Linked DNA regions of Homo sapiens: region 1 is linked to region 2. The links are chromatin contacts, found by Hi-C or POLR2A ChIA-PET in ENCODE. All regions are on one chromosome and are shown on one strand. The core of a region is the stretch at or near the end of the contact, and the rest is flanking DNA. Distances in the headings are between cores, read along the strand shown.

What was found. A loop is a pair of places that touch in the nucleus more often than their neighbours do. ChIA-PET counts read pairs that join two places held with the same protein, here RNA polymerase II (POLR2A). Pooled maps may share reads with other maps.
Region 1: a pooled map shows a loop between it and region 2 (2.0-fold over the local background). The contact joins two enhancer-like sites. A Hi-C loop is called at or near these places in 1 of 168 maps with a recorded cell type or tissue (aorta), 1 of 37 single-sample maps with no recorded cell type and 2 of 50 pooled maps. POLR2A ChIA-PET finds 5 or more read pairs at or near these places in 2 of 52 experiments (GM12878 and activated T-cell).

The regions. Positions count from the first base shown.
Region 1 is chr5:137,993,899-138,000,631 of GRCh38, reverse strand. The region is part of intron 7 of FAM13B (family with sequence similarity 13 member B); the gene reads left to right. Among named protein-coding and RNA genes, the nearest start is that of FAM13B-AS1, 36 kb to the left of the region's middle. Within about 2 kb of position 2,656, at least 2 of the 41 ENCODE cell types and tissues checked have a DNase peak (open chromatin) inside an H3K27ac peak, as active enhancers do; they include GM12878, where a contact is called at or near this core.
Region 2 is chr5:137,843,101-137,850,103 of GRCh38, reverse strand. No RefSeq gene overlaps it. Among named protein-coding and RNA genes, the nearest start is that of MYOT, 21 kb to the left of the region's middle. Within about 2 kb of position 2,228, at least 2 of the 41 ENCODE cell types and tissues checked have a DNase peak (open chromatin) inside an H3K27ac peak, as active enhancers do; they include GM12878, where a contact is called at or near this core.

The DNA.
Region 1 (6,733 bases), core at 1,407-3,906, 150 kb before region 2:
TTGTAGCTAAAATGTAACTATTTATGACCTCGTGGATTTTTATTAATAAAGTCTTTCTCCTTTATTAGTTTTAAGTTAATGCTTCTCAGATATTTTGGTTATACAATCCCCTTACACACTTAAAAATTATTGGGCACCCTAAAGAACTTTTGTTTCAGTTTGTTATATCTATTGGTGTTTATATTAGGAATTAAAACTGAGAAAAAATTATTTAGTTAATTTTTTATTTTTTTGAGACAGGGTCTTGCTGTGTCACCCAGGCTGGAGTGCAGTGGCATGATCATGACTCACTACAGCCTTGACCTTTCAGGCTCAAGCAATCCTCCCACCTCAGCTTGATGAATAGCTAGGACTACAGGCATGCAGCACCATGCCTGACTAATATTTTATATTTGTTGTAAATACAAGGTCTCGTTACGTTGCCCAGGCCAGTCTCAAGCTCCCAGGCGCAAGTGATTCTCCAGCCTTAGTCTCCTTAAAGTGCTGGGATTACTGGGCCTTATTTAGTGTTTTAAAGTAACAATAAACCTATCACATATTAGTGTAATTTTTTTTAAATGAAAAGTAATTGTGTTTTCTAATTCCCTAAACTTTTTTAGTAGCAATGTTTTACATTTTTGCAAACCTCTTGAATTTCTATCGTGAAGGATTCTTACATTTTCTTCTGCATTTAATCTGTTGCTGCTATGATCTGGAAGTTTTGGTATTAGGAAGTGGGGCCTTTGGGAGGTTATTAGGCCATGGGGGTGGGGTCCTCATGAGTTAGACTGGAACCCTTATAAAAAGCCTGAGAGAAGACTCCTTAGCCCTTTCACTCAGTGGTAACACAGTGAAAAGTCTATCAATGGGCCCTCATCAGACACTGAATCTGCTGCTGCCTTGATCTCAGACTTCTCAGCCTCTAGAACTGTGAGAAATACATTTCTGTTGTTTCCTAGTGTATGGCATTTTGTTATAGTAATGTGAATGGACTAAGAAAATTGGTGCTGAGGAGTGGGTGTTGCTGTAACAAATACCTAAAATATGGAAGTTGCTTTGGAACTGGGTAATGGATAGAGGCTGGAAGGTCTTGCACTCACCCAGGCTGGAGTGCAGTGGTGTGATCTCGGCTCACTGCAGCCTCCGCCTCCTGGGTTCAAGCGATTCTTCTGCCTCAGCCTCCTGAGTAGCTGGGACTACAGGTGCGTGCCACCACACCTGGCTAATTTTTGTATTTTTAGTAGAGATGGGGTTTCACCATGTTGGCCAGGCTGGTCTCAAACTCCTGACCTCATGATCTGCCCACTTCAGCCTCCCAAAGTGCTGGGGTTACAGGCATGAGCCACTGCGCCTGGCCAGAAAATTTTTTAAAATGAGCTGGGCATAGTGTCATGTGCTGTGGTCCCAGTGACTCAAGAGGCTGAGGTGGGAGGATTGCTTGAGCATGGGAGGTCCAGGCTACAGTGAGCCATGATTGTGCCACTGCACTCCAGCCTGGGCAACTAAGTGGGACCCTGTCTCAAAAAAAAAAAGACAAAAAAAAAAAAAGACCCTGAAGGCAATTCAGAAATCAATTACAGGCCTTGAGTGCAAGGGCCTGCGAGGAGGCCCTAAATGCAAAGGAGGGGCCACCAATGATGGGGGACCTTGGGGACCTTGGCAAGATTCCATTATGCCTGGTACCATACTCTTCTGCCACTTTAGGTATGGCTCTGGTGTGATAACAGGCAGCACCATCTCTACCAGAGCACAGAGTGTGTGAGCCCTAGGGGTGGCTACCTCCACCGTTCAAAGGATGGGGCTGCCCCGGTGACCCAGGGAAGAGGACCATGATGGGGATGGGATATGGTATATTGGTCATTTGGAAAAGATTGCTTCACTGAGTTCTGTAATCTTCCAGATAGTTGGCACATTTGTTAAAGTTCACATTCTTTAATATCACTGTTGATTGCATCAGAAGCATCTTTAAGTATTCAGGTGTTTTTGAGCTTATGGAGGAGGATACAGGTTTTCCAGAATTTTGATTTTTGCTTGAAAATTCAAATTTTATATTGTCAGTTTTTCTTAGAGTCTTAGTCGTTTCTGAGAAAATGTCTGCCAGTGTTCAAGTCCTAATAACCATGGTTTAGATGTTAGTCTTTCAAGTAAAAATGGTATTCCGTAATAAAAGTGATTAGTTTAGCTCTCAACAAGGTAAGTTATGCTGCAGAAGTGCTTTATGAGTACTTCCCTTTTACACTGAATATTAAAAAAGAAATGTACTCAAGGAGTAAGATGAAATTAATCATTGTTTTCTGCTTCTCTGTCACGGACTGGCCCCTTTTTAAAAAGTTTCAAGTGGCTGGTGAGGAAGAATGCAGTGGCCACAGTATTACTTGTCTGGACTTATGCTAAGACCCCAAGCAGCTTTTTCTACCATTGATTTTGCATCATCATTGTTGAAAACTTTAAACAACAATTTTAAGTTTATTTGAGCATTAAAGGATTCATGAATCAGGCAGCAGTCAAAACCAGAGGAGGTTCAGAGTGCTCCACTTTAGCAGCCTGAGCATTGGGGCTTTTATAGGCTGAAAGCAGAAGTAAAGAAATAACTTGATTGGGTAGGCATTTGCCTTATTTGGATATGATACAGTGGAAAGTTCCTAGTTAGAGGTTAGTTGGTGGGTTTTGATTAGTCATCTTACTGTTGACATTGGGTTTCAGTTCACTTATGTAGGAAGCCAAGGCACTGGAGCCATCTCAGCCTGATGGCCTCCCAATTTAAGAAATTTGAAAACATGCAAATGTCAGCACAGTGAAAAAGGCATACAGTATGAAGGTACTTCTAACTCTTTCATAGACGGTTTTGAAGACTCTCAGGTTTATAGACCTCTTTTTGAGAACCAGTGGTTTAAATGTTTGCTTGTGAGTTGTATTGATTGGTCTGTTCATGTATCTGTTATTTCTGCAGTTGTCATTAGCTATGTTTTGTTAAGATTTAAGCTGTCTTCAGAGTGGAAAAAATGGTGGAGTTTGGGGTGTGAGCAGCCTAGGGTGCATGAAAAAGCAGTAGTTTTGTTTGATTGATCCTGAGGTTCTTATCCATGAAGTCCATGGAAATCTCAAGATTGTTTCTAAATTGTTGTTTTATATCCACATGTTTATCATTTAGCTTTATATATATTATATATATATATATTTTTTGAGATGGAGTTTCGCTCTTGTTGTCCAGGCTGGAGTGCAATGGCACGATCTCAGCTCACCGCAACCTCCGCCTCCCGGGTTCAAGTGATTCTCCTGCCTCAGCCTCCCAAGTAGCTGGGATTACAGGTGCCTGCCACCAGGCCCAGCTAATTTTTTGTAATTTTAGTAGAGATGGGGTTTCACCATGTTGGGCAGGCTGCCCTTGAACTCCTGGCCTCGTGATCCACCTGCCTCGGCCTCCCAAAGTGCTGGGATTACGGGTGTGAGCCACGGCATCTGGCCTCATTTAGCTTTATATTTAAATGTACAAATTTTAGGGGAATTTTTACCTTTAAAAAATGTGAAGAGAGAAAGGAGAGTTCTAAAAGAGCTTTTACCTTTTCTTCCCTGTGCTTTGTAATCTTTTTCCTGTGTTGTATTGGGAAAGTTTATTTTGGCTTGAGGTTTAGGTAATTTTTAATTTATGCTCATGCTTAAGAAACCACAAGCCAAAAAAAATTACTTCGTGTTATAAAGTTCATTTAAAGTTGTGCTTCTGATGCCTTCCTAAAACTCAATTTAGAAAGATGAAAAATTGGGCTGGGCTCAGTGGCTCATGCCAGTAATCCAGCACTTTGTGAGGCCAAGGAGGGTGGATCACGAGGTCATCAGGAGTTCGAGACCAGCCTGGCCAACATAGTGAAACCCCGTCTGTACTAAAGATACAAAAAATTAGCTGAGCATGTTGGTGAGCGCCTGTAATCCCAGCTACTCGGGAGGGTGAGGCAGGAGAATCGCTTGAACGCGGAAGGTGGAGGTTTCAGTGAGCTGAGATTGCACATTGCACTCCAGTCTGGGCGACAGGGTGAGACTCCATCTCCAAAAAAAAAGAAAGATGAAAAATTGAAACTCTCTTTGTGGGTTGCTGATGTTAGGGCTTCATTCTTGTGAGTTCATTGGTTTCTGATGGTTCAATTTTAGATAAGGTGCAGGAAAGAAGGTGTAAGTGATTTAGGAAGAGCCATGGGTTTAGGGTTTTAAGACTGGTTTCTGGCCAGGCGCCGTGGCTCACGCCTGTAATCCCAGCACTTTGGGAGGCTGAGATGGGCAGATCACAAGGTCAGGAGATCGAGACCATCCTGGCTAACGTGGTGAAACCCCGTCTCTACTAAAAATACAAAAAAAAAATTAGCCAGGCGTGGTGGCCGGCGCCTGTAGTCCCAGCTGTTCGGGAGGCTGAGGCAGGAGAATGGCATGAACCCGGGAGGCAGAGCTTGCAGTGAGCCAAGATTGTGCCACTGCACTCCAGCCTGGGTGAGAGTGCAAGACTCTGTCTCAAAAAAACAAAAAACAAAAAACTGGTTTCCACTTCATTCTGTGGATCCCCTACTGAGAAAATATGCCTTCAGTTGACTAGAGGGGTATGCGGACTGTAGTAGTATCTTTTTTCTTTTCTTTCATCGAGTCATACAGTTTGCAAAATATTTCAGTTGACAGATTTTATCAGTTCACATTTTCAATATCCAGGTTCCACTTGAGTGTAAAAAGGAAGTCATACTTTGGTGGAAGTACCAGAAATGTTGGGCAGTAACAAGTAGAATTTATGCTCTGGGTCATGAGGAAATTTTATTAGAGTTAAAAAAAATGTTTTAAGTACTAGCACATGATAAATATTGACAGGTTCTCTCCCTCTTTTCCGTCTCCTGTAAATGATGCCTTTGATATTTTAAAGACTTGTTATATATAACTTATTGACTAACTTTGTAACAGTGAGAAATCTTTTGATATACTCTTGTCATAGGTATAAAATACTCCTAAGTTGATGGGGAAAGTTAGGAAAGGATTTTTGCTTTTGGTTTTAAAGGAGCATGAGGTTATTATTTTTGTTTTGTTTTATATGTTCATTTTTCAAAACCATAGTTTTTTAAATGGTAATTTTGGTATAGTTCTAGCATGACTCATCTGGAAGCTATCCAATTTTTAGACTTGAAACGTTAACCATAAATGCTTTTCTCAAATTGGATAATTGAACAATAGCACTATTTTGCATATTTTAGTAATTTCATATTTATAATTTATGTCCCTGGTTATAGTAGTTTGATTAATGAAAACAGATTGGTTTCTCCACTTATATTGGATTAGGCTTATATATTTTTGAGAGAAGTCTAGCTAGATTAAAAAGTTTGTTCCTCTTTGTCCACCTCCTGAAAAGTTGCAAAGTAATGAGGAAAAAAATTGTAGACTCTTGATTGGGTACCTCCTTGTCAGTAGTGACCTCATGTTGCAGTCTTTTTCCGTTTAAACTGCAGAGTGTAGCACAGCTCTACTGTGTGTAGGACTCAGCACTAATAATTGCTCAGCAGTTTTTATAAGCCTATCACCTTCCTTTACTGTGCTTTCAATGAAGTCTTTACCTGATGTTTTTGTTGGAAGGTGCCAGGGTATTCAGAATGGTTTCCAAGGCTGTGTTGCACTGGTAAAGTGATCTTTACCAGAGTCAGTTGAGGCTGAACTGCAATACTTTTATTGAAATATCGTTTGTAGCATTAAATATTTACAATTGGGAAATTAAAATAATAGTAGTTTCTTATTTTATTTGGATACAAAATATTAGTGACTGGAGTAAGTGGTTGCAAGATTGATCTTATGTTCTCAAGATGATTATGTCATCGTAGGCAGATTTGAAAATAGAGTTAATAGCAGAAGGGATAAAATGTCAGGGAATGACTATAGTCTTCAATGTTGTGCTTGACTGATGACTTTAAAATATATATGTCCCCTGTGATTTATTGTTTGTCTTTCTAGTCAAGGCTTCCTTGTCTAGGGGTTGAATGAATACAATTAGCATTTTTATGTGGTCTTTATGGCATCTGCCTATAGTACCTATGTAACTTGACCTGAAATTTCTCAGCAGTTATTTTTCTTGTGTCTTTATTTTAGCTCTCACATCCCTGTGATATCTATATATTTTAGCTGCAGATGCATAACTATATTGATATATCTTTTTTATTTCTATTGGTGTGTGTGAGCCCTGGCTGATATATCAGGGCTTTTTACCCACAGGATTTGACTAAAGTATGAAAATAAAGAATAATTAAAATCTGTGAAATCTGAAAGCTAAGTCAGTCCTTTTTGTCCTTCAGAAGCTCAGAGAACAAAGTTGTACAATTCATTTTGTATGTAGCCTTGTGGGTGACAACCTGACTCTTAAAGTAGAAAATCTATTTATTTGATTTGTTTACTATGGCTGGTGGGAGGCTCCTTATTAAAAGGAGCTGTTTATTTGATTGTCCCAGCATATTCTTCAGGGCTAAAGAATCTTTACTCTTGCAGTAATAATCGAGCTTGCTGATCACTACTTTTATATATACTTGTAGTTTTCAGTAGCAATTAAAAGGGTTAGGAAGCAAAAAAGATCAACTACCTTGTGATCTATTCAATTTAAGGCCACTGGAACTTTTGCCTCTTTTTGTCTCCTTTGAATAACTGGAAATTTTATTAAACTTTATTCTTTTTGGAGGCTGGATATAGACCTAGGCCAGTGTTTCTCAAACTTACTACTATGGATAAGAATCATCATTGGCATTTGTTA
Region 2 (7,003 bases), core at 979-3,478:
TATGTTATTTGTTCAAGGTCATGCAATCTGTTGGTAGAAGAGTCAAGATTAGAATCTGAGTCTCTTGTCTTATAGCGCAATCCATGCAGGTTTATAGCAAATGGACTCTTTATTACTCGATAAATTCAAAACTGTGGATATTATTCTGAGTAGTTGAGACTGTAATTTTTTTAAATCTTTTATTAGATTAGAATGTGTTTATGGTTCTGAATTCAGTGAGTAAGGGAACAGTCCATTACCAGAACATCCATTACCAGACAGTCCATTAAAGTCCCAGAAGGACTTTACTTTTAAAAGGACTTAAAAGTACTTTTATGGCCGGGCGCGGTGCTCACGCCTGTAATCCCAGCACTTTGGGAGGCCAAGGTGGGTGGATCACGAGGTCAGGAGATCAAGACCATCCTGGCTTACACAGTGAAACCCCGTCTCTACTAACAATACAAAAAAATTAGCCGGGCGTGGTGGCGGGCGCCTGTAGTCCCAGCTACTCGGGAGGCTGAGGCAGGAGAATGGCGTGAACCCAGGAGGCGGAGATTGTAGTGAGCCGAGATTGCGCCACTGCACTCCACCCTGGGCGACAGAGCGAGACTCCATCTAAAAAAAAAAACAAAAAACAAAACTTTTATTTTGTATGTAAGCTCCATGATGATGGATATTTAGTCTGTTTTGTTCACTCTTGAATCCCTAGTGTCTGGAATAGTGCCAGGCACACAGGAGATGCTCAATAAGTAATTGTTGAATGAATAAGTTGGCTTTGTTGGCAGTATTGGTTGAGACTTCATTTGGGAATGTTTGTGACTTCCAGAGAGTCTAAACTTTAAGCATCAAACTCTGGAAAGAAACCCTGGAAACAACAGGGAAACTTTGGCTATGGCAAAAAAATAAAAATGAAATGCTTCCCCCTGTGGGGGAAGCATATGAGAGAGTATATATGAAACTTCTGGAACTTTTTGGAAGAAACATGCCTTATAAGTAAATGTGTAAGGTCAGTTGGTGCAAGAGGATAAAACATCCTCTAAGCTCCTGGCACATCTCAAAGGAATAGCTGGAAAAGATGAGCAGAATAGTTTTGGTGGTGTGTGGAATTCAGGCTTTTGCCACCTTGAAATTGTTTTATATCCTTAAGCTAATGAAAACAAAAAAGAGAAAATTCAATCTTTATAAAGAGAAGGGTCTTTGTACCTGGTTTCTTAATGTTCATGATGCTCCTCCTTCTAAGCATGAATAGTCAAGCTTCATGGGCAAGGCACCAGGCAGCCCCTGCTACCATTTAATCCATGGGGTGGGGAGGCCAAGAAGGAGTTTCCTGTTTCCTGTCCCTGATCTTCCAACCAATGAAAAAAGACAGTGATGACTAATGGAACAAAGAAATGCCCTGAATCTTACTTTGGGCATATTGCTGAGTTATATAATCTGTATCTGAAATGGATAAAAATATAGAAAGATCAAGTAATATGGTGAAAGAGAGCACTAATTCAAGATTAAGGCAATCTGGATTCTGTTTTATGGCTGTCGTTTATTAGTTATGATTTGGGCAAGACTTTTGGGGTCTCAGTTATATCAGAAGTGAGATGGTCCCTAAGGTTTCTTCTAGGTTTAATATTTGCTATTTTTAAACATTTAAAAAAAATCTCGAAGCCCGATCATGCTTTAAAATCTCCAATTTTCAGAATTACCAGAGTAGATGAATTTCCATCCGAGGATAAGAGAAAGAAAGATGAACGTTAGTGCTTAAAGCAAAAGCAGTCAGCACTTAGGGCACTGGCTTTGACTGCCACTTCAGAATGCAGAGGTTTGAAAGATAATGAGCTGAGTCTTAGAAATTACTGAAACAATTTAAAATATTATTTATTTATTAAAAATCTTTGATAACTAATTTGAGTAAATGATAAAGCAAAGCCAAACACAAAAAGGAATAATTTCTAAAAGAAAGCTCACCCTTAAATATTGGCTTCTCTTGCTAAAGCCACTGTAGTCTCTTACATTTGATTCTCATGTATTTTCCTCTAGGGGAGAGAAAAGGAGATTTTTCAAAAGGAAAAATACCCCTTTGTCTGACTGTTCTGAAAATAGCGCACTCCAGAATATAAAAATGAAAGTGTGGGTTCATAGTACATGCAGGCCCTACGTGTGACCTATCCTGAAGTGTTCTTTCTTGATTTTATGTGGCACTGGGGATGTCCTTGAGGGAAAAAATAGCCAGGGGTTTTACTTTGGTGATGCGTTACGCTAGCCGGCTTCATGTCTCACGTAAATGGTAACCTTTGCTGAGTGTAACCCTAGCTCTTTGTAAAGAGAACAGAATTAGACTCCACCAAATGAAGAGTCCAAGACCTTGGCAATCTTACCCTGGAAAGATGACAAGATACATAGAGATCAGACAAATGAACAATGATGATGCCTTTATAACATTGCCTGAATAGCTAGGATGTCTGCAGAGTTATACTAGCTTCATGGATATTATATAGGTTCAGTGGTCTGAAAAATAGGACATTAGATCTATTTAAAAGTGAACAACTGAAGAATTTGACAGTAGCTTCATTCGGAAAAAAAGAGGAAAGAGAAGTAAGATAAAGCAGGTTTAGCAATGTACAGTATTTTAAATGTATTAAAATGTCACATTAGTGAGAATATTTTAAATTCATACAATAACCTAAACTCTGCATTCTTTTAAAATGTTGCTTAAGTTATTTTGATTTGTTGGAGAGTTTATTGTGTTGTTCCATTTATTTTCTTTTGCTTGCCTATTTTATTATTTAGTGTTTTTGTTTTGTTTTGATTTTAGAGACAGGGTCTTACTCTGTCACCCAGTCTGGAGTGCAGTGGCACGACCATATGTTACTGCAACCTTGAACTCCTGGGCTTAAGTGATCCTCCCACCTCAGCCTCCCCAGTAGCTAGGACTACAGGCATGTGCCACTATGCCTCGCTAATTTTTTTTTTTTTTTTTGTAGAAATGGAGTCTTGCTAGGTAGGTAGCACAGGCTGGAGATTTAGTGTTTGCATATTTATTTATCTTCTATTTGGTAACAGATGCCATACTAGGTAACCTTTATTCACATAAAGATAATTCAAAGTGTCCATAAAGCACCAGATATTGTGAAAGATTTTAACAATTTAATTACTTTATTCATTTTTAATTTTTTTATTTTTTAAGAGACAGGATCTTGCCATGTTGCCCAGGCTGGAGTGCAGTAGCTGTTCATATGGGTGATCCTAGCACACTACAGCCTCAAACTCCTGGCTTCAAGCAATCTTCACCTCAGCCTCTGGAGCAGCTGAGACTTCAGGTGTGTGCCACTGCACCTGGCCATTTTTTATTTTCTATTACACCTAACAGGGGTGGAGGGAGAACAAATAGTTGAGGAAAGAGGTATGTGAATTAAGTCAGTAAAGGAGTTGTGAGTTTTGTGTGTATGAGATGGTTTTCATCAGTTTCTGAACAAATCCAGCTTCTGCTGTGGCCCACTGTGTCAGTTCACAGTCACCACTGTGACTGTAATATTAGTCCCTGCAAAAATAAATGCATCTGTTTTGTGAACATACTCAAGCTGCTCAAGAAGATGATGATATTTGACATCAACTGAGTATTTTGGTGACAGTTTTGAAAAGTTCTTAAGGAAGCTTGATACATGGGAGATTCTAAAGATGCATCTCACTATTTCTTCCCCAGTTGATCTAGACCATTTTCTAACAAAAGTAGATTTTAATTATTTCATATCTCTCAATTTATTAGCATACAGCCTTCACATTGGTCTCTGTACCTTTTGTTTTCTTGCTTGCTTGCTTTCGGGAAAAAGAAATCACTTTTAAAAAATTTTCAACACATTAAACTGATGTCAAGGGTGAGCTATTTTCTACGTGACTGGAAATTTTACTTCATCACATTTAGAGTTTTGTCTTGTCCCCAGTGTTTTGTCAAATTTTTTGATTTTACAAAGTGCCAAAGAGGAGGTCTGTCTTGTGATTGTTAATCATATGTCTCTCCATGTTAGATTAAAATACTTACTGTCCTGGTTCTCATGGTTCCTATATCTAAATTGTATTTTTATATAAAACCATTTACTCTATGAAGTTGTTACAAAAGATGCATTTCTATTTGAATATCTATGTAGCTCAACCCTTACTGTACTTGTTTTCTTGTTGTCAAAGTCCACATTGTTCATGGCCTTTCTCAGACAGCTTCTCCATCAAAGGATATGATGCCTGTCATGAGTTATGAATGTTACTACTTCTTTCCCTTGATACTGAAATCCTAGTGGAATTAGAAACAACTGGGGCATATCTTTAAAATCTTGCTCACTGGAGGGCTCTTCTGGGGCATATGGTCTTTCTCCTGTGGCTTAATGTTTTAGTTTAGGAATTTGAGAAGAGCTGGCTGAGCAGTTCATCTCTGATCCAAGTGTTGACAGCTGGGACTAGATTATGCATTTCCCAGATGGTTTCTTCACTCACATGTATGGCACCTTTGTGCCATCTTTGTCAGTTCACCCCAGTCCCCAACTTGGTGTCTCATCTTTCAGTGATCTCCATGTGGCTTGAGCTCACAGGATAGTGACCTCCTGGTAGTAGATCTCTCACATGAGGGCTTAGGGCACCAAAATAAAATGTTCCAAGAACCATCTCTTAAAAGACTGTCTTTCCCCAGTTGTTCTTTTGACAATAGAGGAACTAGCTTTAAAAGACCCAATTTGTAGAATTCTTCTTTATAAAAAATTCAGGCCTTAGGGTTCAAATACTAAGATAAAAAGTTGAATGATGTGGCAAGCTACTTTTCACTTTGTTTTGTTAGGGAACTTTCAAATTTAGCTAAAGATTGTGTTTATGATCTTTTTTTCTTATTTGAGGGTGAAATGTTGAAATTGACCTGGCCCTAGGGCAAAGGAGAGGAACAGTGATGGTGGGGGGCCCATATTCCAAGTGAATAGTCTACACTGCTTCCTGGGTCTCACTCTCTAACACTTGTAGTGATCATGCTGATGAGAGATGACAGGAGAAAAGTTGCCTACAGTTAAGAGCCTTCCTGTCCCAGAAGCAACAAACAACTTCAAATCCAGCTTTTGGCAGAACTGCTGACTGATATAGTTTATATTTTGCAAGCTCTCCTCACCTCTTCTGTCTGCCCCTCCCCAGAACCCTTTCCTACACACACATTATAGTGTTTTCTTCCTTTAGAACTAGCCCTCCAAACCTATCACTTCCTCAAGCCCACATCAAAACTGACTTGTTTTATTCTTATCTCTGATAGACTGGTTTAAAGACACACATTTCTTCATAAACACATTTCACCCCTTCATTTGTCTTTAGGAAGAGCCATTGCTTGAACCCCAATGGCACCCTCTCCAGTGGTGGCATTCTGAAGCAGAGACATCATCTTAGAGGTAGGGGAGATTAGATGTCTTTTACGTCCTGCTGAATGCAGAAAATACTTTGATATTTAACCCTCAAACTTCTATTTCCTTTGACATGTCACCTAAAATAGGAAAAGGATGTTTGTCTTTTTTTTGTTTTTGTTTTTTTTGAAATGGGGTCTCACTTTGTCACCCAAGCTGGAGTGCAGTATTACGATAATATAGCTCACTGAAACCTTGAACTCCTGAGCTCAAGTGATCCTCCCTCCTCAGCCTCCTGAGTAGTTGGACTATAGGCTCATGCCACCATGTTCAGCTAATTTTTAAACTTTTTTTTTGTGGACATGGACTTTTGCTATGTTGCTTGGGCTGGTCTTGAACTCCTGGGTTCAAGCAATCCTCCCATCCCTCCCTCCCAGAGTGTTGGGATTACATGTGTGAGCCCACTGTTCTCAGCCTGTTTGTCCTTTTTGATGCCACTGGATTTAGTACATAAGTTTTTATGTTATAAAGTCACGCCCAATTTTTAAAAGGGGCTATTCCATTTCTGTTAGCCATGCATACATACACAGAGTTATTGCCCAGAGGAACACTGCGTGCATAAGGACAGCTAAGACCCCATACTGTCGTTAGCTGGGAGTCAGGTTACCTCCCACATGGACAGTGTCATGTGCTAGAGATGTGTGCAAGTAGAAGAGTCCTAGAGAGGAGAATCTGTAGCATTAAGCGGGCTTTGCAAATTAAAAAAAAAAAAAAAGATCATTCACAACAACCCTCTGACCTTAATTTTTAATAACTGTGAAATGGAGTTAATCACCTAGGCACTGTACTAACCACTTTATATACATAATCTCATTCACTCCTCACAACAACTCCAATATCTAGGGATATTATCATTCCCATTTTACAAGAAAGGAAACATGAGCTTAGAGGGTTTACACAAATTGCCCAGAGTCACATGGCTAGTAAGCTGTGGAGCCAGGAATAAAATCCACACAGTTCATCCCTAGAGCAGAGAGATCTTCCTTTAAGTACTTCCCTGACCTGTGTGAGTAAATCTCATAATGTGTACTTCTTGGGAAATAAGAGGAAAGGGGACCTAGGCTGTAATGAAAAGCCTGAAGTTCTACTTTCTTTATTTTTCTGTCCAGATGAACCTTTATTTTTACACATGTTCTTAAAGTCCAAACTTCTTCTTTTTTTTAAAATTATACTTTAAGTTCTGGAATACATGTACAGAATGTGCAGGTTTGTTACATAGGTATACACATGCCATGGTTGTTTGCTGTATCCATCAACCCGTCACCTACATTAGGTATTTCTCCTAACGCTATCCCTCCCCTAGCCCCCGACCCCACAACAGGCCCCGGTATGTGATGTTCCCCTCCCTATGTCCATGTGTTCTCATTGTTCAACTCTCAATTATGAGTGAGAACATGCAGTGTTTGGTTTTCTGTTCCGGTGTTAGTTTGCTGAGAATGATGGTTTCCAGCTTCATCCATGTCCCTACAAAGGACATGAACTCATTCTTTTTATAGCTGCATAGTGTTCCATGGTGTATATGTGCCACATTTTCTTTATCCAGTCTATCATTGATGGGCATTTGGGTTGGTTCCAAGTCTTTGCTATTGTGAATAATGCTGCAATAAACA